Linked DNA regions of Homo sapiens: region 1 is linked to region 2. Evidence: chromatin loops called from intact Hi-C (ENCODE). Cell type or tissue: PC-3. All regions are shown on one strand. Links, peaks and the distances in the headings refer to the core of each region. The heading gives the core; the rest is flanking DNA. Region 1 has its middle 67 kb from the start of PHOX2B. Region 2 has its middle 24 kb from the start of UCHL1.

Region 1 (16,016 bases), core at 6,371-8,870, 530 kb after region 2:
CACTTATCTCATGCCTCCACCTCCTCCTGGGCCAATTAGTCTAGAGCAGTGGTGTCCAGTGGAACTTTCTGCAATGACGGAAATGTGCTAGATTTGCACTGTCCAATACATTAGTCACCAGTCACATGTCGTTGCCGAACTGTTCAAATGTGGCTAGCACAACTGAATTTTTAATTTTATTTAATTTTAATTAACTTAAATTTAAGCACCCACATATGGCTAGTGTTACCATATTGGACAGTACAGATCAAGAGCAAAAGATGGTCTTTGGAATCAAACTTGGATTTGAATCCTGGCTTTGTTGCTCACTAGCTGTATGGCCTTTGACAAGTCACTCAATCTATAGAAGCCTCCGTTTCCCCATATGTAAAATCAGACTTATGACACCTCCTTCAACAGATTGTTATGAGGATTAAGTAAGCTAATACATGGAAAGCACTTGGCACTTTGCTGCTCAATACACACCCAGCTTCCTCCCAATCAAACTTAAATTAAATATTGAAACATTTGGCAATGTCTGGAAAAACCCTGAGTTGCTACGAATGGGCAGGTGCTACTGGTACCAAGTAGGGAGAGATCAAGAATTTCGCTAAACATCCTACAATGCACATGACTACTTCCCCACCCCGCCCCCAAACAGTGAATTATCTGCCCCAAATGTCAACAGCACCTAGGTTAAGAAACTTTTATGTAGACACACCCTAAGAATGAGACTATGAAATACAGAGCCATTTAAAGATCTCACCTCATGATTCCCTTGAGCCTTCCTTCCATTCCTCAAGAACCTCTCTCCACCTTTTACCAACCATCCTCCAAACTTCTACCTATATCAAAAACCCCAAACGTGGTAAATTTTCTAAAGAATATATAGACAGCCATGTTTATAGAGGCAAAATTCACTTCAGCAAATACAGTCAACGTCAAGAATTGCCCCTACCTCCACATTTGCTGATCTCTCTGCCTGGAGCACTCCTCCCCTAGATATTTTCTTGGATTGCTTCTTCATCCCCTAACACTTATGAACTTTATCTCCTCAAATGTCATTTACCAAAGAGGCTTTCTCTGACTATCTTCTCAAAAATAGCACCCTACCCTATCCCGCCATTGTCTACTCTTATCCTGCCACTGAAACACCTGACGACACTCCATGCTGATTTGCTTAGAATGGAAGATCCTCAGAGCATGGATTTTGTCTTCTCCAGTGTATCCCCAGGGCCCAGCACTGTGCCTATCACATAGTTGAAGCCCAGGAAACAGTTGTCAAATGAGTAAAAAAAAATATGTCTAACCCAGTCTAATGGCTCCCATATTTCAGGTGGCATTCAATGCAATAATTTCCTCAAATATAAAAAAAAAATGTTTAAGTCACTTGGAGTTCTCAATAATAGGAGCTGATCCTGTCAGAGAGTAGCATGGGGCACGTACCTGAATTTGGGGGAAATGAGCAAGTAAAAAACCATGCCTACTGTGGCAAAATGGGAATTTTCCTCTTGTTCCTTTTTTTGTTTTGCTTTGAAGTACAAAATGTTCTCTTAGATTTATTTCTTCTAACAACCCAGTTTTACAGAACTGTACAAAAAGTTTGGACAATTTTATCAAAATTGGTTTTTAAATAATACAATGTACTTTTAAAACTAATCATTTTACAGTCTGCTTCCACTGTTGGGAGAAACTCTGCCAAATAAATGGGATCTCCTCCCAGTAGGGAATTTCTCACTGGGGAGAGAGGCCATGTTATTCCCTTTGGGCTCCCATGGGTAGCCCAGGGACTGGCCCATGGCAGGAGTTTGGCCAGCACCTGATTCTGCCCTTCCTACTACTGTTTCCCCTTCACCTGTGAAATAAGCAGCCAAGTCCTGGGAGACCTCCTTCCAGGCGACATGATCCCTGAGAAAGCAATTGCTGAGACACTGTAAAGCTTGGTCCTGGGCTCCACTTTGCTCCAGCCTCCTATCCATCTGGAAACCAGGGCTCTTGGTCACCTGCCCCTTACATCCTTGGCTCTTCCAGAGGCTTCGTTCAAATGGGCCTGCCTCTTGCCTGGACCATGCCTTCTGTTATGCTGCTGCTGCTGCCATTTCCTGCCAATGAGGCGTGATTTACACTTCCCTCAAGGCCTTGTTTGCTATTTTTTCTGCCCTACCTGGTTCTGCCATGATTTCCCATCAGCACTGGCTAAGGGAAAGTTGACTAAAATCCAACATCTCTTTTTACTACTTAGGCAAAGATCCGTCTATATGCAAAGCTCTCTCTGCAGCACTCTTGGTTTTTGTACCATTCTGGTATTCCCAACATGAACTTCTTTTGCTAGATACACTGACTTCATAGTTCTGTTTAACCTCTGGATAACTTCAGTGTCATTTCAAAGTCACTTAGTTGGTCACAATTATTGCTTAGTTTTCTACCTACACAAGGTAGAAATCCCTACTGTATCTAACTCTGAAGATAAGAGCATGTGTTTTTTCTAGCTGGAAATTGTAGTCATAATATTCTTTATATTGTTAAGGTGCTTTGTGTTTTTCAAAGATGTTTCTTATACTGATCTCAATGATAACACAGAAAAAGATTGTAAGATTTCCAAGGGCAGGAACCATCTCTAGCTTATTCATTACAGAGTAGGTATTTCAAGTATGTTTCCTAAATGGTGTGCTCCATTTGCATTTCCTTGGATTCATCCTGGATTAGACACCAGGAGACCTGATTTCTGATGCTGGTTTGTTTAGAGTCTGCCAACACTGTCCAATAGAATTGGAAGGCTAGTCAACATACCACTTAAATGTTCTAGTAGCCATACTTTTTAAAACAAGCGAAAAATACATTTTAATAATATATTTTACTTGATATACACCAACTATTATCTTCTCATCATGTAATCAATATAAAAAATTAATAAGATATTTATATCTTTTTCTTCACACAAGTCTTAGAAATTCAGGATTTATAGTGATAGCACATCTCAATTTGGACTAGCCACATTTTAAAAAAATAGATTTTATTTTTTAGAATAATTTTCAATTCACAGCAAAATTGAGCAGAAGGTACAGAGAGTCTGCATATGCCCCTCCACGCACAGCACTACAGCGGAGCATTTGTTACCACTGATGAAGCCACACTGACACATAGTTATCACCCAAAGTCCATAGTTTACATTAGGGTTCACTCTTGGTATTGAACAGTCTATAGATTTTGACAGATGTATATTGATATTTATTCACCATAACAATCAGAGTAGTTTCACTGCTATAAAAATCCTGCATTCCACCTCTTCATCCCTCTCTCCCCTATAATCCATGGCAACAGCTAATCTTCTACTATCTCCATAGTTTTGCTTTTTTCCAGAATGTCCTATATTGAAATCATATAGTAGCAATCTTTCCAATTGACTTTTTTATTTAATAGTATGAATTTAAGATTCCTCTATATCTTTTCAATCTTTATAGCTCATTTCTTTTTAGTGCTGAATAATATTCTACTATCTGAATGTGCCACAGTTTATTTATCCATCTACCTACTGAAGGACATCTTGGTTGCTTCCCAGTTTGGGCAATTATGAATAAAGCTGCTATAAACATCTTTGTGCAGGTTTTTATGTGGACATAGCTTCAAACTCATTTGGTACAATACCATAGAGCACAATTGCTAGATGGTATAATAAGAGAATGTTTAGTTTTGTGAGAAACTATCCAACTGTCTTCCCAAGTGGCTGTTCCATTTTTTATTCCTATCAGCAACCAATGAGAGCTCCTGTTACTCTGCATCCTCACCAGCATTTGGTGTTGTCAGTGTTCTGGATTTTGGTGTGTTTCATTTGCATCTCCCTGGTAATCTAGGATGTGGAGCACCTTTTCATATACATATTTGCCATCTGTATTAGTCCATTTTCATGCTGCTGACAAAGACATACCCAAGGCTGGGCAATTTACAAAAGACAGAGGTTTATTGGACTTACAGTTCCACGTGGCCGGAGAGGCCTCACAATCATGGCAGAAGGTGAAAGACACGTCTCATATGGTGGCAGCAAGAGAGAGAATGAGAGCCACACCAAACGGGTTTCCCCTTATCAAACCATGAGATCTCGTGAGACTTATTCACTACGACAAGAACAGTATAAGGGAAACCACTCCCATGATTCAATTACCTCCCACTGGATCCCTGCCACAATAGGTGGGAATTATGGGAGTACAATTCAAGATGAGATTTGGGTGGGGACACAGAGCCAAACCATATCACCATCTGTATATCGTCGTTGGTGGGATGTCTGTGAAGGTTTTTGACCCATTTTTTTAATCGGATTGTTTGTTTTCTCACTGTTGAGTTTTAAGGGCTCTTTGTATATTTTGTATAACAGTTTTTAAATCAGATATTTCTTTGCAAGATTTTCTCTCAGTTTGTGGCTTGTATTCTCTCTCTCTCTCTTTTTCTTTTTTGCTGGACTAGCCACATTTCAAGTACCTAGTAGCCACATGTTATTAGTGGCTACTGTACTGGACAGTACAACTTTAGAGGGATTAACCTGGTAATGAGATGCAGTCATTTGACCTCTGTGATAGGATATCCAAAAGGAAATACCTAGACTGGTCACAGTGGCTCACACCCGTAATCCCAGCACTTTGGGAGGCCAAGGCAGCAGGATAGTTTGAGGTCTGGGCAATGTAGCAAAACCTCATTAAAAAAAAAAAAGTTAGCTGGCTGTGGTGGCATTTCCCTGTAGTCCCAGCTACTTGGGAGGATTGCTTGAGTCGAGGAGTTTAAGGCTGAAGTGAGCTATGATTATGCCACTGCACTCCAGCCTGGGTGACAAAGCAACAACTTGACTCTAATTAAAAAAGAAATAAGTAAATAAATAAATAAAAGAAATACCTAATTGGTGATTGTTAGGTCCAGGAAGCTAGAGCTCAGAAGAGAGGTCGAGACAGAATTTAAAGACTTTGGAGTTATCGGCAATTAGGTGGTAGCTGAAGCATGTAAGTGTATGAGACTACCCAAGGAAAGAATATTGACTGGGAAGAGAAGAGGGTCTAGAACTGATTTCCAAATTACCTGCCTACCAAACATCTCCACTTATGTGATAGGAAATATTCTCAAACTTGGACTATCCCCAGCTCAATTCATTCTTTCCCCCTTCTTATTCTCCCTCAAACTTTCTTACCCATTCACCAACTTGCACAAGCTGGAAATCTAGAAGTCATCCTCAACTCCTTCTCCATCAGCCCCCAGGGCCCATCTGTGGCCAGCTCCTGCTGATTCTATATCCTAAATTGCTCTTGCATCTGTCCCCTATTTTCATCCCCATTTCATCATCTCTTACCTGGATCACTGCCATAGCTCCCTAACTGGCCTCTCTGTCTCCAGTCAGGCCTCACTGCAATACATTCTGCACAATGATGCCACAGCGATCATTTAAAAGGTAAATCTGATCATGTCAGTTCTCTGACTTAAAATCCTTCAATGACTCACCATTACATTCATAATAAAGTCTAACTTCATCATGGCATACGAGGTTCTCATGTTTACCTTCCCAGCTGCATGCACACATACCCTGAGCTCCAACCACACGAACTGCCTACCAATTACCCAATTGTTCTCTCACTTGCTCTCACTCTCTTGTTCTCATTCTTGCACACACTTCCTTCTGCCTTCCTTCCACACCCTTGCTCTCTATATGAAGCTGGGCATCTTCTCCCATATTACCACAGCATGACTTTAGTATTATTTTGTAAGTGTTGTATATTCGTCTGTCTCTGCACCTAGACTGTGAACTCTCTGAGGCCAGGGATTGTATCTGTCATCTCTGTATTCCCAAAACTTTACCCAGTGCTTGACAGAAGGTGCTTGATACATTTTATGGAATAAAAGAGCAGAAGGGCCAACCCAGTACCCAAGAATGATCAGGCAAGCCTATCACATAATATCACTCAAGGAATTTATCCAGGGTTAAACTGTTGGGAGAGAGGAGGAAGTGGCTCCAGAAGTATTGGAGGAGTGAAACATTTAATGCTAAGTGGTAATATATGGGATTTTTTATGGCTTTACTGTGGCTTAGTGACCAAATTAGAGACAGTGTGGTTAGGGAATTAACATCTGCAACACACAAACCCACTATCTCAGTCCTTTTTGTGCTGCTGTAACAAAATATCATATAACAAATTACCCATAGACTGGGTAATTCGTAAGAAACAGAATTTTTTTTCTCACAGTTCTGAGGGCTGGAAAGTCCAAGACTAAGCCACCAGCAGATTCAGTGTCTGGTGAGGGCCCCATCTCTCTACTTCCAAGATGGCGCCTTGTTCTCCATCCTCATGTGGAGGAAGGGTCAAAGAGCAAAAGGGATGAACCCTGTGGGAAGCCTTAATCCTATTTATGAGGAAGAAGCCCTCAAGACCTGATTCACCCCCTAATTCATCCCCTAAAGGCCCCACTTCTTAATACTATTGCATTGGATATTCAGTTTGAACACGAATTTTGCAGGGGACACAAACTTTCAAACCATAACACCCAGCAAAACTCCTGGCTTGTTCCTGTGCACAGTCCCTCCTTTCTGTTGTCCTTCATCTGCCATTCCAGAATGGAGCCTCACATACTTCCACTGGGTCCCCAGCTTCATTTGGCGGGCCCTGTATTTTGATGGAGGGTGTCCCTTCAAGGAATTCTTGAGTCCACAATAAATTCCTTCCGGGCCTTTGGAGTCAGAATGTCTTACTTTAGTTGGGACCTAGAGAATTCTCCAGAACTGAGGAGAATTACCTCAGTCCACCCTGGGTAACAGTGTGGGAGAACTGAGACAAACATTTTGGATTGACCTGGTGGGGATGTGGCTTTGAGCTGGCATCAGAAGTTAACAAAAGAAATGAGTGGGTTGAAATTGGCTGATGGGAATCCAGTGTGTCGCTTAGTGCAGCATCCATGTCACACAGGGTTTCTTACTGCACTCAGTGATTACATCTTCCCAGGGAAGCCTTCCTTGCGCCCAACTTTCAGACACCCACGTCCTTCCATTACTGTCCTTACTAATATGAGCTATGATTCCTTGTATAGACATCTATCTACTCTCCAGAGTACAAATCTTGCCTTCTTTGGAGAGAAAACAGAGTATTAACAATTTGGGTGCCAGAATCAGACAGACCTAAGTTTGAATCCTGGCTCCACCAATTACTGCTTGTTAAGGTCTTGGGCAAATTGACTCCTGTGTGCCCCAGTTGACTTGTATTAGTTTTCTGTAGCTGCTGTAACAAAGTACCACAAGCTTGGTGGCTTAAAATGACAAAAATGTCTTCTCTCACAATTCTGGAGACAAGGAGTTGGAAATCAGTGTGAGTCGGCTGAAACGAAGGTCTCGGCAGGGCCGTGCTCCCTCTGGAGGCTCCAGGAGAGAATTCTCTCCCTGCCTCTTCCAGTTTCGGATGGCTGCGGACATTCTTCCACCCGACTGCCTCACTCCAGTCTTTGCCTCTGTGGTCACATTGCCTTCTCCTATTCCATGTGTATCGAATCGCCCTCTGCCTCGTCACATGAATCTTATCAGAGGATGTATGTGACAGCATTTAGGGCCCATCTGGATAATCCAGGAAAATCTCCCCATCGCAAAATCCTTAGCTTACTCACCTCTGCAAAGACTCTTTTCCCAAATAAGATAACACTTACAAATTCCAGTTGTTTGAACCTGACATTTTAGGGGCTGCCATTCAGTCTACTACATTCCCTAACCGTGAGTTATATATGTATTAAAATATTATTTTTATATTTTACTATTTAACTGTAAATGAAAATAGATGTCCTATTCAAAATCTGGATATGAATTGTTTTTGTCTGAGTTCCCCCGTCCCCACTCCCCCTGAGCAGGCTGGAGACCAAGGACGTGCATGCAAGTAGTTGGGGCGTGGGGGAAGTGGTCCCAGGAAACAGGAGGGTGGAACTAGGAACAGTTAGACGGAAATGGAGGGAAAGTCAATATAAGCGTACATTATTGAGCTAGCCTTTCTGGGCAGCTGGAGCTCAACCTTGCTGGTACCCTCTGAGGAGCTGTGTAGATGACCTCTGAGTTGTCCTTTTGAGGGATAGAGGATGGGAGCATTTATCCACCATCACTCATCTTCCATGGGTCCCGTGAGCAGCTTCCCCACACTTTCAAGCTTGAGCACACATCAGAATAGTTGAGCAATTTCCCACAGGTAAAATCCTTGGCAGAAGCAGTGAAACCCCAGGGCAGAAAGCGAGAGATAAGTGGTATAGCTGAAACAAGGTACTGCCAACTTATACCTGGAGGAAACTGGTTGTCATGGCAACAGCTAGACTAAAAAGATGAGTCAAGAAGATATCAGATGAGGCATACAACAGTCCTGTACGTTTAGGGTTGTTGTAAGGATTAAATACCACAAAGTATGTATCTAATACATGGTAAACCTTCAAAAGAAACAGCCATTATTTTGGTTAACGTGGTTACTAAATACCTGTCCTTATATCACATGCCTAGCATAGTGCCTAGCACATGGGAAACTTGCAATATATCTTTGCTGGCTGGAAGGCTGAAGGAATGGAAGGAAGGATAAGTGGATGGATGGATAGGTAGATGGATGGATAGGTGAATGGATGGGTGGATGAGTGAGTGGACTGACAAAAGCAAACGAACATACCAGCGTATGTGCTTTGATATTTTCTCAGAAAGAAGCCACAAGTGTCTCTCTAATTAATAAATCAAGTAGTCAGATGTAGGAGCTGTGATGCCTCGGAAGAACATAATAAATATATAGCACCTGAGATTAATGCTCTCTTAACTTAACTGGTAAATTTCTTTTCTTCCACTACAACTGAAGTTCAATTCACTTAGAATTTCCATTGCCCTGGACAATTTTGAGATTCAGATCTCAGCTGGTTTTTTTGTTTGTTTGTTTGTTTTGTATTTGTTTTGAGAAGGAGTCTTGCTCTTGTCGCTAAGGCTGGAGTGCAATGGCACAATCTCGGCTCACTGCAACCTCCGCCTCCCAGGTTCAAGCTATTCTCCCGCCTCAGCCTCCAGAGTAGCTGGGATTACAGGCACCTGCCATCATGCCTGGCTAATTTTTGTATTTTTGTAGAGACGGGGTTTCACCATGTTAGCCAAGCTGGCCTTGAACTCCTGATGTCAGGTGATCTGCCCACCTCAGCCTCCAAAAGTGCTGGGATTATAGGCATGAGCCACCACACTCAGACAGATCTCAGCTGTTTTAATCTGGCTGGGAGTAAATTAGGAACCTCATGGTATCATGTGCTGGAAGCAACTTGACTTTTGATCTTAGAGTGAAATATTTTCTTTAGACCCATGTGCACTCTATTTTTACCCTCATTCTGGGGTGCAGGATTACAGACGAGCAACTTGACAATAGTCTTGTGAGAGGGAGTATATGCTTCCTCATGTCGTCATCATCTTAAACACTTCATGCTTCACCAAAGCTTACTAGGCAGCACCGCTTGTGTTGGGATCTAAGAATAAAAGATTCATACTTCTGTCCTGAATGAATGCACATCCTATTTGAAGAGATAGTGTTGTTACATAAAAATAAATAATGTTGTTAGACACTTATCATGAGGGCCTAGTGAATGCTCCCGACAAAACTCCTGAAGTTCTGGAATGGAGGAAGGGTACTGCAAGTTAGGGAAGCTCATCAAATCTTCCTGAAAGAGATAGAGCAAGCTCAGGCCTTGAAGAGAGTATAGGTGTGGATACTTTGAAAGCGGGCAGGAGGAAGCAATTCCAGGCAAGAGGAATCGTGTTGGGTAAGAACTCATGACTCTTTCAGGGGAGCTCAGGCCAGGGGCTTTTAAGCAGATGAGCCTGCAAACAAGAGAGGAAAAAGTATTAGTGCTCTCCCATTCATCATAGCACAAAGAAGAAAGGCTGCTACGCAGAGCAGAGCCAGTCCACCTATTTGTGATCTGGTGGCTACAGTGCCAAGAACAACTTAATTTGGGGCTTAGGCTAGTGAGATCACACTTGGCTAACTTTCCTCCAGCCAGATCATGGTTGGAGGATGCTCTCCGGAAGACTGTTAGGAAACAAAGTCCTTCCTCTCTTAATCTTTTAACCATATGCGTTCCATCTCCCCTGCCTCTGCCTGGTCTTCAGTTGAAGGAAAAGATTATCCTCCTGGGTTTACTCATTTATTCATCTGTTCATTCAACAAATATTTATTGAGCATCCACTTTGTGCTAGACTCTGCCAGGCACTGGGAAGTCAGTGGCAAACATCTTTGATAAAGGCAGAGTTTTAAGATGTAAATATGGGGGGTTGCTTAATCAGAAAGAGGGGGAAACCTGAGCTAAGCTGAGAGTTGCTCAGCTGAGAGGACAGCAGGATGAGCTAGAGTCAGTCCGGTGAAAATGTGGGGCAAGATCATTCCAGAGACAGGGAACAGATCCTCTAATGACCTTGTGATGGAAGAGAGCAAAACTCATTTGGGGAACCAAGAGAAGGCCAGCTGAGACCAGGGCAGAAAGACCAAAAGGAGTAGAGGGCAGGATGAGTTTGGAGAGGCAGACATGGCCTGATGAGGTAAGACCTTGTGGTCCAGGCCACGGATTTTGGCTGTTAGCCTAAGAGTGATGGGGAGCCATCAGTGACCCAAGTGAGTGCTGTTTCTGTGAAGCAACAGAGTTGGCTACCAGGCTGGAGTGGAGTTAGTACATGCTTTGCTAGTGTTAGTGGCTCAGGCATCTGGCTTTGTGATAGTAAAATATAAAATAGTTTGGCATATCAGTCTGCAGAGAATGAGAAAAGGGAGCAGAGAAGGGTATGATGATTCTTTTTAAGAGCATAATGTCAAAATTACACACACTATTTCTGCTCACATCCTATTAACCATAATATTCTCTTGGCCTCTCCTAGCTACAAGGAAAGCTGGGAAATGTGGTCTTTCTCCTAAGCAGCACTACACCTGGAGCTAAAATTTCTACCACTTCTCCATAGAAGAGAGAATGATTGTTGGGGAAGAGTTGACAGTCTCTGTCATAGGGCCCTCACTGATCTTTTCAGTCAAGGCCAATTAATAATACAGACATGCAGTCATTCAGTGAGCGCCTACTGTATGCCATGCTCTGAGCCCTATGCAGAGATTATACAGATGAATGAGGCACAATAACTACATTCAAGTAGCTCATAATCTAGTGTAGTGGAACTCAAACTGGGTCCCTTAGTCACCTGGGAGGTATTAAATATCTCAATGCTCAGGTCTCACCTCTTGCCAATTAAATCAGAACCTCTGAGGATGAGACCCTATTATTGGCCATATCTTAAAACCCCCCGGTGCTTCCAGCATGCCAGTCTTCCACTGCTGATTTAGTGGGAAGAGAGATAGGTTAACAAATGGCTGCAACATAAGGCAATAGTGCTCTAATAGAGAAAAATACAATCTCTGTGGGAACCAGTGTGATTCCTTGAATAGACAAGGGTCATCAGAGAAGCCTGCACAAAAGAGGTGATACATGAGCAGAGTCTTAGAAGATCAGTGGCTGTTTGCCTGTTTGCCAGATGGGCATGGTTGGGAAGGGCATTCTGATAAAGGAGCATGTACAAAAGCATGGATCTACAAACCATTTTGGAACTCCAAAGTCAATAGATATCTTTTCTCCAAGTTATACTGGACCATAGACCAGTCAGAGTCCAGGTCATGGTACCTGAAAGCAACTCCCAGTCTGCAAATGACTAAATATTTAACATTTTATACTTATTCCCTTACCAGTACCTATAAACACTTGGTCTTGTAGGTTCCTGGGGTATCTCTGAGTCCCGTGGCTATGGGATGATGAGGCAGAATATCTTTCTGATGGGTCACGGTAAGGGCACCACCAAATAGAATGGATGTCAACTGGATGCCAGCTGGAATAGATTCCTGGAGATCCTCTGCAGTGTCCACGTTTAAGCCTTTAATTGCTAGAACATGGGGAGCTCCAGAGGCTAGCAGGGGGTGGTGGGGGGGGATCTTAAGGGTTGAATTCAGAAGGCCAGGTTAGCAGGGGTGCACTCTGGGGGCTCAGATATTTTAGAAAATGATATAACTACACAGTTGCATGCTAGCTTTATGTCAGCCCTGGGCCAGGGGACCCATGGAGCATCAGATAGTCAGCTATTATTCTAGTCACATGCAGATGTTAATGATGCTGAGGTGAGTGAGGCCACCAACAAAGTAGAGATAAGGCAAGTGATGGGGGCATCAAGAAGGAATACTAGAGCATTAATGGAGTGGAGTAGGGAAATGTAGGGCAAGAGTGATGGAAGAAAGGAAGACATCATGGAAGTCAGGAGCCCCGTGAAAGGCTGCAGCTGGAAGCTCCTGGCATCAAATCACTAGCAAATATTTCTCTGCAGCCTCCTTCAGTCCTGTCCAGTCTTTGACCTAGGCTGAGGTTGCGCAAAATGGCAAGGATCAGACCTCTGGTATGGCCAGAGTTTTCTAGCTCAATCCCCAGTGACTCAGAAGGACAGAGAAGTGAAGCAAGGAATGTGCCGAACATGGCTGTCACCTATGAATGCACACAGCTGGCCAAGAGAGGAAGGTCCAGGGAAGAGTGACTTATGTCAGGCTCAGCTTTGGCCTCTTATCCAAAATGTGGAGTGGACAATAGGGAGCCATTGTGTATCCAATCAACTCTCATTTATCCAGGGGCATATTCTCCACTCTGTGGGTTCCCTCTACTTTCTTTGAGTTTCCTCCAGCTGTCTGCCCTTTGACCGTTTTCCTGCCCATCAGAGCCACAGTCAGAGGGTGGGAAGGTGGAAGAAGGGGGAGGAAGTAAATTTCAGATCAGTCATTTCATAGCTATTCCTCAGACATTCTTGCAAAAGGGAGAGAGTCACTGGTTAAACTAACATTCAGTTTATTTGGGGTTTTAATTTATCAGGCTCTGCCTCATCCTTCATTAGCATGGATAATTGGTAATTGGTTAAGTAATATTTATTCAATCTGTGGCGCCTCAACTATTGTAGCTGCCTTGTTTCATTTGAAAAATAGCCTGCATTAGTAAAAGCTATATTGAAATGATTTTCTTAATGCACTTAGAGCTCTGCTATTTTAGCATAAAACCTATATCTGCATTCCCTATTTGTAGGGGGAAGAGGTTGAAGTAGTTGGAGTAACCACCAATATGTGGGGTTCATGTCCTTTGGAATATTTAAGTAAAATGCTTTAAAGTTATATTTGTCTCACTTTCGAGTAAAGCAATCCAAATCCGAAACAGATTTGCATGGATGTTTTTAAAGATCTCCCCTGAGGTTTTTGTGTGGTCAAGGTGAAAGTGGGGCATAGGTTTCTGATTCCTTTCCTACCACTGATCCCCTTACTGTGGACATCTTAGTTTACTCCCTTGCATAAAACAAAGGTCATTCTTTTCCTTACTGGAGTTAAAAAAAAGTTGAACTAACTTATGTCTATACAGAAAAAAAGGTAATTGCATTTGGAGGCATCTCTCAAGTTTATAATAGCATTTAAAATGAAACCTTACAGCTAGGCAAAATAGGGTGAGATAGATGACTTGGTTTTATTACCAGGCTACAGTGTAAGGGAAGCAGAATTTACACTCTAAAATTGAAACAAAAGTTTGGTGTTAAAAAAAAAATCTACCAAATCGTAGTGGGTTGCTTTTGGGTTTTGGGTTTGGTTTTGTTTTGTTTTTTGTTTGTTTGTTTGGTACTTTTAACTATGGATAATTCATAGTGTTTTGAATTGCTTAGAATTAATATATTTTTTAAAAGAGTAGGACCAGCTGCCATGAACCACAGCAGAGTTAGGCTGAGATCTGGACTGGTTAAGTGCTGAGGCTTTGGATTCAGAATAGAGCAGCCAAGATTTGAGCAGGGCTGAAGCCAACCCCGTTGCCCACAAGTACAAATCTGCCCTGTGGCCAAGGGGACCTGAGACTGGGTTTGACCCCTAACTTTGCCACTTATTTGCCAGCTGTTAGTAACCCTCTGAGCCTCAGTTTTATGATCTAATGAGTGGGAGTGATAAGGGCTCCTGCCTTCTAGTGTTTGGGGAGGGACTAAATGCCAGAACTCTTAGCATGATGCCTGGCACAAAATAAGTGCTCAATAATGTTCAATATCTTCAAGACTTGAATTTCTAGCACAGCCTCAGTGCCCTGAAAATCATCAGTAGTTATGAGAAAAAGTATGTGAGAAGAAGAGAAGTATAGAAGAAAGTTGTGAGAAGAAAGAATTTCAACTGCACAAAAATGATCCTTCCAAGATACCGTACTGATTTATCCATTCATTATTTCATACATACAGCTATATTACAAGCCTAACTGGTGCAGCAGATAGCTGCATTTTAACTTTCAAGCAGAGACGTATCTTGGGTTAAGTTGGCTTGGCAACCTATGTGCTTTTTATAGATAGATTTTGACAAAGGTCCTGAAATCGTTTGTTGAAACCTTCAGATATTCCCCTTTCTCTCCTAGAGCAGCCTGCTAGATAGAACCAAAAATGTAAATAGACTGTCTGGTAGGTGATCTGAACAGACACTTGCCTGGTCTCATACAATGTATGGAACTGCTGCCTCCTGTTTGGGCATTGCAGAAAACATTTGGATTGCTTTAGATGCCTTACCATGCTAATTAAATAAAAAATAACTAATTAAATGTCATAATGCATGATGTAAACTTGTTAATGTCAGGGGAGATTTTTAAAAACAACTATCAAGATAGGCAAATTTGTCACATGTCAACATTTTTAGTTAATCTTCAGTGGTGAATAAGTAAATTTTATTTAAGAAATTTGAAAACTGTCTGGCGATATGATTAGGGCATCCTATATTTTGTGCCTGATTAGACTGTGGCTTATAAGGGGGGCTGGAGAGTCTCTTCTGAATAGTTAACTACCCATTTTTTCAATTAAGCATAATGTTATGTTAACATCCTTAAAGAGGTAAATGATGGCACGGTAAATCCAATTAGAATACATACTACAACTGGATTCTCTTGCAATTTTCAAAAAGCTGATTGCATTTTACGTCTTCCCTGCTATTGTCAGAGTGGCTTTACCACAAGTTGCTGCACCCCGCCTGGTGTCTGTGTCTCTGAGTGGTGACCTTTGCTGTAAGAGCTGCTGCAGACATCACCAACTCTCACATCAATTTGCTACAATTGGATGTGGCATCTTGCAGCTAATTTGATTTGGGAAGAAATGCACCTGGCTCTGTTTTTTCCCTATAGAATGTGGAGGGAGTTCTGAGTCCTCGCAGATGCCATCTAACCGAGGAGCCCATGTGTTTTTCAAGGTCTAAGCAGTTTGTCTTCATCTCCCCAAATACAGCCCATTACAAAGGGAGAGAAGCTGAATTATTTAACTCAAAAATCAATTAAACTGGGGTCAGGGAGGGAGAAAGAGAAACCAAATGGACTGAAAAATACAACTGTTGATATAACTTCCAGTCTTCTTGCCTTAAAAGAGAAGCAAACTCTTTATTTAGCTTTTCAACTCCACTTTCTTTGTTTTTATCAGATCAATTAAATGCAATTTCCCCCCATCAGAACTCAAGGAATGCTAACCTATCAAATTCATACTATTTGAAAGAAATACAAACACAAATATAGTTGTGTGGGTTTTTTTTATGTTTCAAACTGATTTGAGGTTGTAGAAAATATGTAAAATGGCAATGTGCTTAATCTATTATTGATAAATTTAAATAGATCAAGGGACTGTCAGTTGAAGGAAAAATAGAAGTCTCAGGCCTTTTATTCAGTGACCCACATCTTATCTCAATTATATTCCAGATATTGAGAAGCAAAATAATCAACAACAACAAAACCTGCCTTGTAAATATGATTTACATTGATTATGTGGGGATGTTCTGAAGGTAAGGAGGAAAAAAGGATTATTGAGTATTTGCCCTAGTGTTGCACATTAGGTTTAATTTGCATGGTGAGGGTGTGCTTTCCTGGAGAGGTAAAAAAAAATGTTAATTGTGTAGAACTCTCCAAGGTTGACTCACATCTTATCTATGTCATACTGCTATAAGTATACCAAAAATATGGCTTATATAAAAGTAAAA
Region 2 (16,016 bases), core at 7,308-9,807:
TCCAACACTAAGTTGAATAGGAGTGGTAAGAGAGGGCATCCCTGTCTTGTGCCAGTTTTCAAAGGGAATGCTTCCAGTTTTTGTCCATTCAGTATGATATTGGCTGTGGGTTTGTCATAGATAGCTCTTATTATTTTGAGATACATCCCATCAATACCTAATTTATTGAGAGTTTTTAGCATGAAGCGTTGTTGAATTTTGTCAAAGGCCTTTTCTGCATCTATTGAGATGATCATGTGTTTTTTGTCTTTGGTTCTGTTTATATGCTGGATTACATTTATTGATTTTCATATGTTGAACCAGCCTTGCGTCCCAGGGATGAAGCCCACTTGATCATGGTGGGTAAGCTTTTTGATGTGCTGCTGGATTCAGTTTACCAGTATTTTATTGAGGATTTTTGCATCAATGTTCATGAAGGATATTGGTCTAAAATTCTCTTTTTTGGTTGTGTCTCTGCCAGGCTTTGGTATCAGGATGATGCTGGCCTCATAAAATGAGTTAGGGAGGATTCCCTCTTTTTCTATTGATTGGAATAGTTTCAGAAGGAATGGTACCAGCTCCTCCTTGTACCTCTGGTAGAATTCGGCTGTGAATCCATCTGGTCCTGGAGTTTTTTTGGTTGGTAAGCGATTAATTATTGCCTCAATTTCCGAGCCTGTTATTGGTGTATTCAGAGATTCAACTTCTTCCTGGTTTAGTCTTGGGAGGGTGTATGTGTCGAGGAATTTATCCATTTCTTCTAGATTTTCCAGTTTATTTGTGTAGAGGTGTTTATAGTATTCTCTGATGGTAGTGGGATCGGTGGTGATGTCCCCTTTGTCATTTTTTATTGTGTCTATTTGATTCTTCTCTCTTTTCTTCTTTATTAGTCTTGCTAGCAGTCTATCAATTTTGTGGATCTTTTCAAAAAAACCAGCTCCTGGATTCATTGATTTTTTGAAGGGCTTTTTGTGTCTCTATCTCCTTCAGTTCTGCTCTGATCTTAGTTATTTCTTGCCTTCTGCTAGCTTTTGAATGTGTTTTTCTCTTGCTTCTCTAGTTCTTTTAATTGTGATGTTAGGGTGTCGATTTTAGATCTTTCCTGCTTTCTCTTGTGGGCATTTAGTGCTATAAACTTCCCTCTACACACTGCTTTGAATGTGTCCCAGAGATTCTGGTATGTTGTGTCTTTGTTCTCATTGGTTTCAAAGAACATCTTTATTTCTGCCTTCATTTCATTATGTACCCAGTAGTCATTCAGGAGCAGGTTGTTCAGTTTCTATGTAGTTGAGCGGTTTTGAGTGAGTTTTTTAATCCTGAGTTCTAGTTTGATTGCACTGTGGTCTGAGAGACAGTTTGTTATAATTTCTGTTCTTTTACATTTGCTGAGGAGTGCTTTACTTCCAACTATGTGGTCAATTTTGGAATAGGTGTGGTGTGGTGCTGAAAAGAATATATATTCTGTTGATTTGGGGTGGAGATTTCTGTAGATGTCTATTAGGTCCACTTGGTGCAGAGCTGAGTTCAATTCCTGGATATTCTTGTTAACTTTCTGTCTCGTTGATCTGTCTAATGTTGACAGTGGGGTGTTAAAATCTCCCATTATTATTGTTTGGGAGTCTAAGTCTCTTTGTAGGTCATGAAGGACTTGCTTTATGAATCTGGGTGCTCCTATATTGGTTGCATATATATTTAGGATAGTTAGCTCTTCTTGTTGAATTGATCCCTTTACCATTATGTAATGGCCTTCTTTGTCTCTTTTGATCTTTGTTGGTTTAAAGTCTGTTTTATCTGAGACTAGGATTGCAACCCCTGCCTTTTTTTGTTTTCTATTTGCTTAGTAGATCTTCCTCCATCCCTTTATTTTGAGCCTATGTGTGTCTCTGCACGTGAGATGGGTTTCCTGAATACAGCACACTGATGGGTCTTGACTCTTTATCCAATTTGCCAGTCTGTGTCTTTTCATTGGAGCATTTAGCCCATTTACATTTAAGATTAATATTGTTATGTGTGAGTTTGATCCTGTCATTATGATGTTAGCTGGTTATTTTGCTTGTTAGTTGATGCAGTTTCTTCCTAGCCTTGATGGTCTTTACAATTTGGCAGGTTTTTGCAGTGGCTGGTACTGGTTGTTCCTTTCCATGTTTAGTGCTTCCTTCAGGAGCTCTTTTAGGGCAGGCCTGGTGGTGACAAAATCTCTCAGCATTTGCTTGTCTGTAAAGTATTTTATTTCTCCTTCACTTATGAAGCTTAGTTTGGCTGGATATGAAATTCTGGGTTGAAAATTGTTTTCTTTAAGACTGTTGGATATTGGCCCCCACTCTCTTCTGGCTTGTAGAGTTTCTGCTGAGAGATCAGCTGTTAGTCCGATGGGCTTCCCTTTGTGGGTAACCCAACCTTTCTCTCTGGCTGCCCTTAACATTTTTTCCTTCATTTTAACTTTGGTGAATCTGACAATTATGTGTCTTGGAATTGCTCTTCTCGAGGAGTATCGTTGTGGCGTTCTCTGAATTTCCTGAATTTGAGTATTGGCCTGCCTTGCTAGATTGGGGAAGTTCTCCTGGATAATATCCTGCAGAGTGTATTCCAACTTGGTTCCATTCTCCCCGTCACTTTCAGATACACCAATCAGAACTAGATTTGGTCTTTTCACATAGTCCCATGTTTCTTGGAGGCTTTGTTCATTTCTTTTTATTCTTTTTTCTCTAAACTTCTCTTCTTGTTTCATTTCATTCATTTCATCTTCCATCGCTGGTACCCTTTCTTCCAGTTGATCGCATCGGCTACTGAGGCTTGTGCATTCGTCACGTAGTTCTCGTGCTGTGGTTTTCAGCTCCATCAGGTTCTTTAAGGACTTCTCCGTATTGGTTATTCTAGTTAGCCATTTGTCTAATTTTTTTCAAGGTTTTTAACTTCTTTGCCATTGGTTCGAACTTCCTCCTTTAGCTTGGAGTAGTTTGATCTTCTGAAGCCTTCTTCTCTCAACTCATCAAGGTCATTCTCCGTCCAGCTTTGTTCTGTTGCTGGTGAGGAGCTGCGTTCCTTTGGAGGAGGAGAGGCGCTCTGATTTTTAGAGTTTCCGGTTTTTCTGCTCTGTTTTTTCCCCATCTTTGTGGTATTATCTACCTTTGGTCTTTGATGATGGTGACGTACAGATGGGGTTTTGGTGTGGATGTCCTTTCTGTTTGTTAGTTTTCATTCTAATAGTCAGGACCCTCAGCTGCAGGTCTGTTGGAGTTTGCTGGAGGTCCACTCCAGACCCTGTTTGCCTGGGTATCAGCAGCAGTGGCTGCAGAACCGCGGATATTGGTGAACTGCAAATGCTGCTGCCTGATCATTCCTCTGGAAGTTTTGTCTCAGAGGAGTACCCAGCCGTGTGAGGTGTCAGTCTGCCCCTACTGGGGGGTGCCTCCCAGTTAGGCTACTCGGGGGTCAGGGACCCACTTGAGGAGGCAGTCTGCCCGTTCTCAGATCTCAAGCTGCGTGCTGGGAGAACCACTACTCTCTTCAAAGCTATCAGACAGGGACATTTAAGTCTGCAGAGGTTACTGCTGCCTTTTGTTTGTCTGTGCCGTGCCCCCAGAGGTGGAGGCTACAGAGGCAGGCAGGCCTCCTTGAGCTGTGGTGGGCTCCACCCAGTTCGAGCTTCCCGGCCGCTTTTTTTACCTACTCAAGCCATGGCAATGGCGGGTGCCCCTCCCCCAGCCTCGCTGCCGCCTTGCAGTTTGATCTCAGACTGCTGTGCTAGCAATGAGCGAGGCTCCGTGGGTGTAGGACCCTCCGAGCCAGGTGCAGGATATAATCTCCTGGTGTGCCCTTTATTAAGCCCATTGGAAAAGCGCAGTGTTAGGGTGGGAGTGACCCGATTTTCCAGGTGCCGTCTGTCACCCCTTTCTTTGACTAGGAAAGGGAATTCCCTGACCCCTTGCACTTCCTGGGTGAGGCAATGCCTCGCCCTGCTTCGGCTCACACACAGTGCGCTGCACCCACTGACCTGCACCCACTGTCTGGCACTCCCCAGTGAGATGAACCTGGTACCTCAGTTGGAAATGCAGAAATCACCCGTCTTTGGCATCGCTCATGCTGGGAGCTGTAGACTGGAGCTGTTCCTATTTGGCCATCCCCAACTTTTTTTTTTGAGACAGGTTCTCACTCTGTCACTCCTGCTGGAGTGCAGTGGTGAGATCTCGGCTCACTGCGACCTCCAAATCCCGGGCTCAAGTGATTCTCCCACTTCAGCCCCTGCTAGTAGCTGGGACTACAGGCACGTGCCACCACACCCAGCTAATTTTGTATTTTTAGTAGAGACAGGTTTTGCCCTGTTGCCCAGGCCAGTCTTGAACTCGTGAGCTCAAGTGATCCACGTGCCTCAGCCTCCCAAAGTTCTAGGATTACTGGCATGAGCCACCACACCTGGCCCGATTCCAACTTTTTTTTTTTTTTTTTTTTTTTTGAGATAGTGTCTCACTCTGTCACCCAGGCTGGAGTGCAGTGTTGCTATCTTGGCTCACTGAAAACTCCATCTCCTGGGTTCAAGCAATTCTCCTGCCTCAGCCTCCTGAGTAGCTGGGATTACAGGCACCTGCCACCACGCCTGGCTAATTTTTTTTCTTTTTTTTTTGTATTTTTAGTAGACAGGGGTTTTGCTGTGTTGACTAGGCTGGTCTCAAACTACTGACCTCAAGTGATCCGCCCACCTCAGCCTCCCAAAGTGCTGGGATTACAGACGTGAGCCACCACACCTGGCCTCAACTTTTATATGAAGGACATTTTGGTTCCTTGAAAGAAAGTGATCCCTTCTGTTGACATCCTATTAATGTAAAAACTAAATACACAGTGATTCAGGTGGTTCTACTTGCCTTTAAATTTTAAATTCTAACTTGGTGCATGACTTCTATACAATCATCTCGAAGGTTGACTTAGGGGAAAGGAACAAAGGGCTCCTTCCTGCATATAAGCGCTGGTACAAAGATTGTTTTTGGCCTTCGAAATGTAAATTATACCACTAAACATAGCTGGAGGACTTTATACTTCATATATGAGAAGTGTATTTATTTAAATGCTCTCAAAATCCAACGTAACTTAGTGTGCCACCCCATGGAAGGTTATGCAATAGATCATGTATGTGGGTGATTGCCACCCCAGAGGTGCAGATAAATTTTGGTTTCACTAAAGAAATGCACAGAGATTAGGTTACGTGCCCATGTTCTTGTAGCTAGTCACTAGGGAAACCAGGACTTAGGCTATGGACCTGTATTAGTGCATTTTCACGCTGCTGATAAAGACATACCTGAGACTGGGAAGAAAAATAGGTTTAATGGACTCACAGTTCCATGTGGCTGGCGAGGTCTCACAATCATGGTTGAAGGTGAAAGGCACTTTTTACATGGTGGCAGGCAAGAGAGACTGAGGAAGAAGCAAAAGCAGAAACCCCTTATAAAACCAGATCTTGTGAGACTTATTCACTACCACAAGAACAGTATGGGGGAAACTGCCCCTGTGATTCAATTATCTTCCACTGGGTCCCTCCCACAACACATGGGAATCATGGGAGTACAATTCAAGATGAGGTTTGGGTGGGGACACAGAGCCAAACCATATCAGGACCTAAAGGCAGCTATCCTACTGGTAGTCAATATCATAGGCTTTAGGGTTCATCAAACCTGTCTTTGACCTCTGCTTCTACCTCAGTAACTTTGGGCAAAGGAATTATGCTCTACCACATCTTCCTTGTTTCATGTTGAAATAGACACAGTGAAGATGTCTGGGAAGGGCCTGGCCTCTAGAAGGTGGCATCTAATACCATAGTCTCTTCTCCTTTCCCTGGGCCCTCAGCAACACACAACCTCAGGGGGTACCGTCCACTTTGTATTCCATGTTAAGGCAGAGTGCTTCCTGGGGTTGTGAGACTCAGAGGACCTTGCTTCTCCAACAAGCCCTCTTATTTGACACCTCAGATTTGCCAATAGTCTGTGTATAATTGACTTATTCCCTAAAATGTTACTAGTCTTTGGTGATGAAGTTGACTTTGTAGTGCTTTCCACAGCCAAAGCCATCTGATGTTAAGTATCTCCCTATTTATTTATTTATTTAGAGATGGAGTTTCACTCTTGACGCCCAGGCTGGAGTGCAATGGTGCGATCTGGGCTCACCACAATCTCCGCCTCCCGGCTTCAAGCAATTCTCCTGCCTCAGGCTCCCGTGTAGCTGGGATTACAGGTGCCTGCCACAATGCCCAGCTAATTTTTGTATTTTTAGTAGAGACAGAGTTTCACCATGTTGGCCAGGCTGGTCTCGAACTCCTGACCTCAGGTGACCCACCTGCCTTGGCCTCCCAAAGTGCTGGGATTACAGGCATGAGCCACTGTGCCCGACCGTATCTCCCTTTTTAAACTGACACCTCAAATGTCTTAGTCTAAGTTATACATCTATACAGTACAATACTTGGACTGACTTAAACACCCATGAACATGGAAAAATGTTCATATATGAAACTAGTGAGATCTGTAAAATGTGTATACGTATGTGTTTAGAAGAGACAGGACTATAACAGATAAGTGCTTACTATATCTTAACTGCCTTACATGTTCTACTTAGTCATCACATGATGTTGGTATTATTCCCATTTTGCAGATAGAAAACTAAGGCATGGCGAAGCTTAAGCAACTTGCCTAAGGTCGTTAGGTTAATAACTGATGTTCCTGAGATTCTAACCCAAGCCAATTGGCTCTAAGAGTCCATAGTATTTAATAATTCTTCCGGGGGCAGGGACAGACCTAACTTAAAAGGAATGAAGTTTAACCTTTATAGCTCCACACTTTAATGGCCCCTTCTAATAGTCTGGCTTGTGTGTCCTTGTAAAATTTGCAACAATAGGATATTATTGTATTTTTATTCTCAAAAACATGGTTCTACACCTGTGTCTGGGTGTTAAGATTATGGGTGATTTAACTTTATATTCTAATTTTATAAGCTTTCTAAAATTACATTATTTTTTATAATAAAAAAGCTTAAGTTTTTCCCCTAAGACAGAATTCTGCCATAAACTCCTGCTGGTTAATTCTAGCTTACTTCCATGTTTCTTTAATTTATAACTGAAGTCAGTGCAACTTACAGATTTAGTTGCCTGTCTTCTAAGACGTTTTTCAACAGGCTCTGTATTAGTCCGTTCTCATCCTGCTAATAAAGATATACCTGAGACTGGGTAATTAATAAAGGAAAGAGGTTTAATTGAATCACAGTTCCACATGGCTGTGGAGGCCTCACAATCATGGCAGAAGGCAAAGGAGAAGCCAAGTCACATCTTACGTGGATGGCAGCAGGCAAGAGGACATGTGCAGCGGAACTCCCCTTTACAAAACCATCAGATCTCGTGAGACTTATTCACTGTCACAAGAACAGCACAGGAAAGATCCACCCCCATGATTCAATTACCTCCCACTGGGTCCCTCCCATGACATGTGAGAATTACGGGAGCTACAATTCAAGATGAGATTTGGGTGGGGACACAGCCAACACTTATCAGGCTCCATTATAGGGCTACTTTATTTGTTTTTAAAAATTTTTTAATTTTCAGAGACAGGTTCTCACTGTCACCCACACTGGAGTGCAGTGGCACGGTCACAGTTTACTGTAACCTCAAATTCCTGGGCTCAACAATCCTTCCACCTTCCGCCTTCCAGGCGGCACAGCTCTGGTTGACAGCTTGGGCTATACAACCAGCTCCACCCCTTACCAGCTGGGTGCCTTGGCCGATGAACTCCCTAAGCCTCGATGTCCTCATCTGTAGAGTGAGGTCAGTATCCGCCTCATAGGATTGTTGTGAGCAGCACATGAGAACATTGTGAAGTTCTTGGGGATGTGCCTGGAATGTATCAAGTGTTATTGTTTTTACTTTTTATCACCACTTAGCTCCTTTCTTTATCTATGCTAATAGAGGGGAGTTCGGCGGGGATACATTAAAACTCCTTTTTCTCCAGTCTTAATCCCAAGGTACAAAGTGCCCTTTTCTGCTCAATGCCATACTAGACCTCATTCCCTGAGGGTAATGCCCTATTTCTTTCTTTCTTTTCTTTTTCTTTTTCTTTCTTTTTTTTTTTTTGAGACGGAGTCTCGCTCTGTCGCCCAGGCTGGAGTGCAGTGGCACATCTCGGCTCACTGCAAGCTCCGCCTCCTGGGTTCACGCCATTCTCCCGTCTCGGCCTCCCGAGTAGCTGGGACTATAGGCGCCTGCCACCAAACCCGGCTAATTTTTTGTATTTTTTCACCGTGTAAGCCAGGATGGTCTCGATCTCCTGACCTCGTGATCCGCCCGTCTCGTCATCCCAAAGTGCTGGGATTACAGGTGTGAGCCACCGCGCCCCGCGGTAATGCCCTATTTCTAAAAGAAGTTTTCCTAAAAGTTATCTTAAACCATAGTGCCCAAACCATCAATGCCTTGTTCATTGCAGTGAGACGAATGCATTTTGCCTTACATTAAAGCATGAAGAATATAAGTGTATTTACCCTCTTGAGGTTACCAATTTTTAAAAGGGAATGATATAATTTAAAATTTAAAAGCTAATTTTCTAAGGACAAGAAGTATTTTAAAAACAGATCAATAGGTTTTTGCTTTGGTTGACATAAGGTATCTCTAGTCATCAAAATAAACAACCTTTAAATGTCCAGCATTTGGATGTTTAAATCCAAACTGAGCGGCTAATATCTTGAATTAACCCATTTCACACCCAAGCACACCGACTAATACGGGAAGGCAGATGATGTATTCAAGGCTATGTGCACTATATCCAGTAGGTGGCAGCATAGGAAAACTTATGGCACTATTGTAGCTGGTAGGATGAGCCAGAAATCTTAATACCAGGAGCAGTTGGTGACTGCCCTTCTTAGGCAAGATGGAGCAGTTTGATAGCATATCCCATATCATTCTTTATTTTAGCGCCGTGTTTCAGACTGGATGAATTTGTCCAGCTACAGATTGGCTAAAGCTGGCCCTGTGAATTGCTTGTTGGTCCATTCATATTTTTGGGTAGGTTCTATTTATTTTTTCATGAAAGTAAAATGAAAGAGAGAAGCAGTAATAATTTCACAAGTTCACTATAATGAATGTCTCTTCTGCTTACGTCGAGTTAGATATTATCCCAAATATAATTGATTTTATGTAATCAATTATATTATCAGTTCTACTTCTAGTAAAACCTTGCTTTCAAATCTATCTTAACATAAGGGTTTAATATAAACCAGTTTGACTTTTCCATCAAGAAAACTGAATCTGGTTCCAACATTGACATTAATTAGTTGGGTTACATTAATCAATTCTCTTTTCTTTTTTTGGTCTCAAATGTGTGTGTGTGTGTATATATATATTTTTTGTTTGTTTGTTTTTTGTTTTGAGATGGAGTCTCACTATGTTGCCCAGGCTGAAGTGCAGTGGCGTGATCTTGGCCTACTTCAGCCTCCACCTCCTGGGTTCAAGCAATTTTCCTGCCACAGCCACACAAGTAGCTGGGATTACAGGTGTGTGCCGCCACACCCAGCTAATTTTAAGTATTTTTAGTAGAGACAGGGTTTTACTATGTTGGCCAGGATGGTCTAAAACTCCTGACCTCAAGTGATCCGCCCACCTCAGCCTCCCAAAGTGCTGGGATTATAGGCGTGAGCCACTGTATCCAGCCTCAATTATATTTTAAAATAAAAGAATTAGGTAGGCTTGAATTCTACTAAAGTCTCATATCCTATTATGTACCACAAGCTTTGAAAATGTTCTTTTTTTTTTTTTTGAGAAGATAGTAGCAGCAATGAAATAATAGTTATTATTTTCCAGGGTAACAATTTTAAGAGATAAATACCCATTTGCATACGTAAATCCTAATTAATCCCATTCCCTTGTGGTCATAATTCCAACAATGGCAATTAGATGTGGCACGTTTGGGTTGGGAACAGATCCTCAATTTAGGAGTTTTTCTATGATCTATATTTTTTTACTTAATGTAATTTGTTTCATTGTAATACACATTTGTTTCCCTTTTAGTGCTTTTTTGGGGTTCTTACAATAGAGCTGATAATCTTTTTAATGGGTGCTTTCAAAAGAAAGAGGTGATGAGATAAGGATCAGAACTGCTGAAAGACATGTGGGAAGTAGCAGTGTTTTTCTTCTAGACTCAGAACCTGGAAAGATTTTTTAAGAGTTTAAATGTGACTCAATCCTTTGTCTTATACATGAATCCTCTCTGCTTTTCTATTCAGCCATTGGGTTATTTTTGAATCCCTAGTTCTAGTAAAGCTCAAATGCGAGTGCTTCAAAGAAGTGCATTATTTATGAACCACCAAGCTGAGGACCAAAACAGGTTTTATGAGAAACTTAATTTTAACAACATAGTGTTAATTTTCCATAAGCAACTTAATTATCTATGCTAATAGAGGGGATTATGGCTTGAATACATTAAATCCGCTTTAAACTAACTTAAATATTTTAATATTATTGTTTCTGTTAGTCTAAGAGTCCTATAAGGAAGGGGCCATATGGTTGGGTGTGGTGGCTCACACCTGTAATTCCAGCACTTTGGGAGGCCAAGGCCAGAGGAACCCTTGAGCCCAGGAGTTCAAGGCCAGCCCGGGCAACATAGTGAGACCCCTATCTCTACAAAAAATGAAACACTATCTGGGTATGGTGGTGTGCAGCTGTAGTCCCAGCTACTTAGGAGGCTGAGGCAGGAGGCTCACTTGAGTTCGGGAGTTTGAGGCTGCAGTGAGCCATGATCACACCACTGAACTCCAGCCTGGGCAACAGAGTGAGACTCTGTCTCACAAAAAAAGAGTGGGGGGCATATAAGTTCAAAAGGAGTTTATAAACGATTCAGCGTCCTGATAGTGTCACTTATCACAACCAGTCTTTCTTAAAGTATGGCCTGGGGACCCATGGGGCTCCCTGAGACCTTATACAGAGTCTGTGATGTCAAAACTATTTCCATAATGATCCTAAGACATTATGTATCTTTTTCACTCTTGAATGTAGAAGTAGATAGGTGAATCAGATGTCACTATTAAGCCAGTACTTCACTTTAGATGGAAAAATGTAAAACAATGCCATTCTTCTATTTTTTTAATTGTAAAAAAATGTAGTTCTTTTTTGTAAAAAATGTGTTGTTACCATATTTATAACTTTTTTTTTTTTCGAGACAGGGTTTCACTGTGTTGCCCGGACTGGAGGGAGTGGCATGATCACGGCTCATTGCAATCTCAACTTCCCAGGCTCAAGTGATCCTCCCACCTCAGCCTCCCAAATAGCTGGGACTACAGACTCAAGCCACCATGCCCAGCTAATTCGTGTATTTTTTTTATGGAGATGGGGTTTTGCTATATTGCCCTTGCTGGTCTCGAACTCCTGGGTTCAAGCGATCCAACCGCTTTGGTCTCTTAAAAGTGCTGGGATTACAGGCGTGAGCCACCAGACCTGGCCCCATGTTTACAATTTTTATGTTAAAGTTAATTAATAAAGATTTCAATTATTCTCAGCTTTGATTGCTAAGATGACATATATCAATAGACATAACATATTGAGGTCCTCAATAATCTTGAAGAGATAAAGGGTTTCCTGAGACCCAAAAAGTTTGAGAATTATTAGACTAAAGCCAAGTACTGAGCCAGAGATACTCCCTGCCTCTCCTGTATCTTTTTTTTTGTTTTTTTTTTTTTTTTGAGACAGAGTTTCATTCTTGTTGCCCAGGCTAGAGTGCAATGACAAGATCGTGGCTCATTGCAACCTCTGCCTCTTGGATTCAAGTGATTTTCCTGCCTCAGCCTCCCAGGTAGCTGGGATTACAGGCACCCGCCACCATGCCTGGCTAATTTTGTATTTTTAGTAGAGATGGAGTTTCACTATGTTGGTCAGGCTGGTCTCGAACTCCTGACCTCAAGTGATCCACCTGCCTCGGCCTCCCAAAGTGCTGGGATTACAGGCATGAGCCACCATGCCCGGCCTCCTCTCCTGTAGCTTTGAATGTTTGTTTTGCTGCCTACAGTTTTTACATAATTAATATAAGCTATATGAAGAATATTGTTCTCCTTTCATAAGTTTCCATGTGTCTCCATGGCCATTACTCTCATCGTTTGTAACTGCTGTTATACTCTATGATACTAATATACAATATTATAATTTAATGTAATTATTCTTTTTATAACAGTATTACATTTTTTGTTATGAAATACAGTCCAAGGTGACAGCAGGGTCAGTATCTGGTTAGGGCCCTCTCCTTACACTACAGACAGCAACCTTCTCAATATACCCTCACATGCTCTTTCTTTGGTGCCTGCAGTGGACAGAAAGAGAGAGAAAGTCCTTTGGTGTCTCTTCCCATAAAGGCGCTAATGCCACCACGATGGCCCCACCCTCATGATGTCATCTAAACTTAATCACCCCAAAGGCCCCATCTCCAAATACCATCACACTGGGGCTTAGGGCTTCAGTTGATGAATTTCAAGGGGATATAATTCAGCCCATAGCAGAAGTTCACCCTCAAAACAACCTAGTAGCACAAATTCACCTCATGCTAACTTACATATGATTGGATATATTTTATATTAAATAACACAAAACAATTTTAGGTACATGGGAGTCGTACAACAGTTGCTTCAAAAAATACATGCTTGGGGGTTGGTGATTAGGGGTGACTTTGGGATCTACGTCAGGGGCTCACCATCCTCATCAGAAATCCTTCACTCCTCCAGAGAAAGGGCAGCCACATAATCATTTGCCCAGGCCCCAAATGCTCTACCTGGGTTGTTTGATTGGCTTGAGCAAAAGGACTTTGATGTTCCTTCGGCTGAGCTCAAAGGACTGCTCAGCTGCCGTAGATTATCCCAAAGTTCTGTGTAGTCAGATTGCCTGGTGCTTTATTCCTAAGCTGCTTTTATGCCTTCCCGTCCTCACCTTGCCTGACTCCTGAGCAGCAGGGCCCACCGTTCACCTCTTGGCCAGTTCCAGCTTCAGCAAGTGCACGCTGTTAGTTGACCTTTGACTCTCAAGTCTGCCAGCCCCACAGCTGCTTCTTTTAAGAAATTTGTAATGCCCCCTTTACTCTCCTAAAATAAAATTCATAGCTAATATAACCTACCTACACATATAATGTTTACAAATCAATTTAAAGACACAAAATATGTATTTTTTTCAACCTGTAAACGCTCAGTTATTACTCCATAAGATGCATAAAGTAGGGAGAGGCTTGTATGTAAACATGAGATCCCTGAGAGAGGAACAGACACACAGCTGATGTAATCAGGGGTCACAGCAGCTCATTATTGGCCATGGGAAGTTTCCAAAATGGTGAACCATCTTGGCAAAATTCCAAACACAATTATATTACATTCTGCCCTTGATTTACCCCATAATTGCACTTATGAAAACTTCAGTGCAAAAACTCTGTGAAAAATATTTTATATATAGGATCAGAAAATTATACACAGATTTTTCATCTACAAGAGTCCCCATGGGGACATTCAAAAGCTGTGTAAGACGCAGCACAAATTCCTCATTGTATGAGACTGCCTTCTGGTGACTCGGGCCCTGAACACTAAATGCCAGTGGGACCTACCCTACTATGATTACAACAACAAAATATTTGCCCACACATTTCCAAAACAGCCCTTAGGGGTTGGCACTACCACCCCTAAGGACCACTTAGCTAGACTGGAGAATCTTTAATAACTAATCTGTGCTTGGCAGAATTCTAAAATGGTCCCCAAGATTCCCAGCCCCTGGTGCACAGACACCTTCTCCCAGGTATTTAATCCGACACTAATCTAGATGCTGCACTGAAGGGATTTTGCAGGTGTAATTAAGGCTCCAAATAAATGGACATTAAGATAGAGAGATTATACTCAGTTGGCCTGACCCAGTCCTTAAAAAGGACTGGGCTCTTTCTGGCAAGGGAACGACTGGCAGCCTTGAGGGGCTAAGACTGGTCTGCAACTGACCATCAGCAAGGAAATGAGGATGTAAGTTCTACAACCGCAAGGACTTGAACTTGACCAACTGTCCCATATAAGCCTGGAAACTGATTCTTCCCCCAGAGCTTTAGAAAGGGACATAGCCCAGCCAACTCCTTAATTTCAACTTTTAAGTTTCTAAGAAGAGAACCCAGTCACTCTGTGCTAGACTTCTAACCTGCAGAATTATGCTCTAATGAAGGAGTGTTGATTTAAGCCTCTAAGTTTGTGGTAATTTGTTATGCAGCAACAGAAAACTCACACATAATTTAATTTTATTTATTTTTTTTTAAGAGACAGGGTCTCCCTGTATTGTCCAGGCTGTTCTCGAACTTCTGGCCTCAAGCAATCTTCCCACCTTGGCTTCCCAAAGTGCTGGGACTGCAGGTTTGAGTCACTGTACCTGGTCTCACACATAATTTAATAAGGCAATGCAATGTGTTCACTAAAACACTGGGCATCCCCCTTGTTGCCCTCTGTCAACCACCCATTCTCTGTCCCTACCACTGACCCTCATGGTTGGACTGGGAAGAAGTCATATTGATTCTTCTCAGTTCCTTGCCCTCTCTATCTCTCTGAATATGAGGGTGAAAAGCATACACTGAAATTCCAAAAACTGACCACACTCCCTGATTCTAGATCCTCCCTGAGGATGTTGAAGGTCATCTGGGTTCTCTGGTTCAGCCCACAGCCTATGTTTACCTCATTTATAACCTCTGCTTATGCTTTTCATCATGAGGCACTGTGCTGGTGAAACCTAAACAGGAAAAGTAATGTGTAACCTTAACTATTTATTGAAATCTGATCCGCATGTTTTACTCATTGCTGCAGAAGGTCACATAAATCTAATCTGTATGAAAACAATGAAAAAATGTTCTTCAGCATGCATGGGACTGAAATACTTCACATTTTGTGTGCAGGAAAGAATCCCAGGCCCTCAGGTATGACCCATTGCCTACTTCCCTCTGGGACTATTTTTTTCTGTGTTCTCCCACCCCCCACCGCCCTTTGCAGGCATCAGCCACCAGAAATGCCACCAACAGAGTCAGTTCACTCTGGAAGGCTCTCTTTTTTGTTCCTTTTGGAAACACGAAAGCCACATTTGAGAGCTTTATGATAATTATTATTTTAAAATTTAAAGCCCATAAAATCATCTTTGAAATAAAGAACAACAGTTGGCTCAGAGACCAGGCTTAGTTTTTCTACTTCATGTGCCTATATTTGCTTCCGTGGGATGCTATGGACCCATGCCCCTTTTTGTAAAGACATGTGGTGCCAGTATAGAGGCCATAAGTTTACTATTATTTGTGCAATTGACTTATTTCATGAATTTGCCCCCAGACTGTCTTCTGATATTGTTTACCCAATCACAAAAGGGGCCTTCAAATATTTATAGCATTTCCTTCTTTTTTGCCTTACAATATACTCTGGATTTCTCAAACTTTTGAAATCAGCATGCATTGTACATTAATTTTCTTCCTAATCTTTCCCTCTGATTATATATCTCCCCCATTTTCTTAATCGCTTTGACACAGGATTCTTTTGGTGCCACTTTGCCAGACAAAAATCTCCACCGTCAGCAGTTCCTCTGCTGGGGCTTCACATGGGCCTGCTGGGCTCACCTCACCCACTCTGCTCAGCAGGCTGCGCTCTGCTCATGCTACTGGCCCAGATCGCACGCCTGCTGTGGCTCTGTGCCCAGCCTGTGGCTGGTTAAGGCGTGCGGTGACCAGCTTCTGCCTTGGGTGCCGGCGTCTGGACAAGGGAGATGTGGTGGTACCCAAAAACTCGGAGATGCCAGCAACTGCAGAGCCCCCAAGGGGTGTTACAGCTTTTGGTTGGGGAGTCCCAAGGTCTGAGCCCCCAGGAAGTGTCACAGCTTGTTCGGTCCTGCTGCCCGCAGCTCAGTGAATGGGGGTGTGTGGTGTCAAGTGGTTTTTTCACTCCGGTAGCTCTGCGAGCAGGAATGTATGTTACAGCTCTTTTCGCACCCTCCATTCAGCAGGTTCCAGGTTCTTGTCCCGTGACCAAGAGGAATGAGGTATGCAGACATCAGA

What was found. Hi-C counts contacts between places; a loop is a spot of excess contacts. Peaks named below come from ENCODE experiments on the same cell type or tissue, not always from the same donor. Only the 100,000 strongest peaks of a DNase experiment are listed, where the experiment ranks them.
Region 1: it touches region 2 in a loop (23-fold over the local background); 2 of 110 quality-filtered maps call a loop at or near these places.

What each region holds. Positions count from the first base shown.
Region 1 is chr4:41,807,405-41,823,420 of GRCh38, forward strand. No RefSeq gene overlaps it. Among named protein-coding and RNA genes, the nearest start is that of PHOX2B, 67 kb to the left of the region's middle. In PC-3, for the core only: a CTCF peak has its summit at 7,336 (motif pointing left); no DNase peak of the experiment used is centred there; H3K27me3 peaks cover 712 bases.
Region 2 is chr4:41,272,454-41,288,469 of GRCh38, forward strand. No RefSeq gene overlaps it. Among named protein-coding and RNA genes, the nearest start is that of UCHL1, 24 kb to the left of the region's middle. RefSeq lists an enhancer at 15,703-16,016. In PC-3, for the core only: a CTCF peak has its summit at 8,769 (motif pointing right); a DNase peak (open chromatin) is centred at 8,788.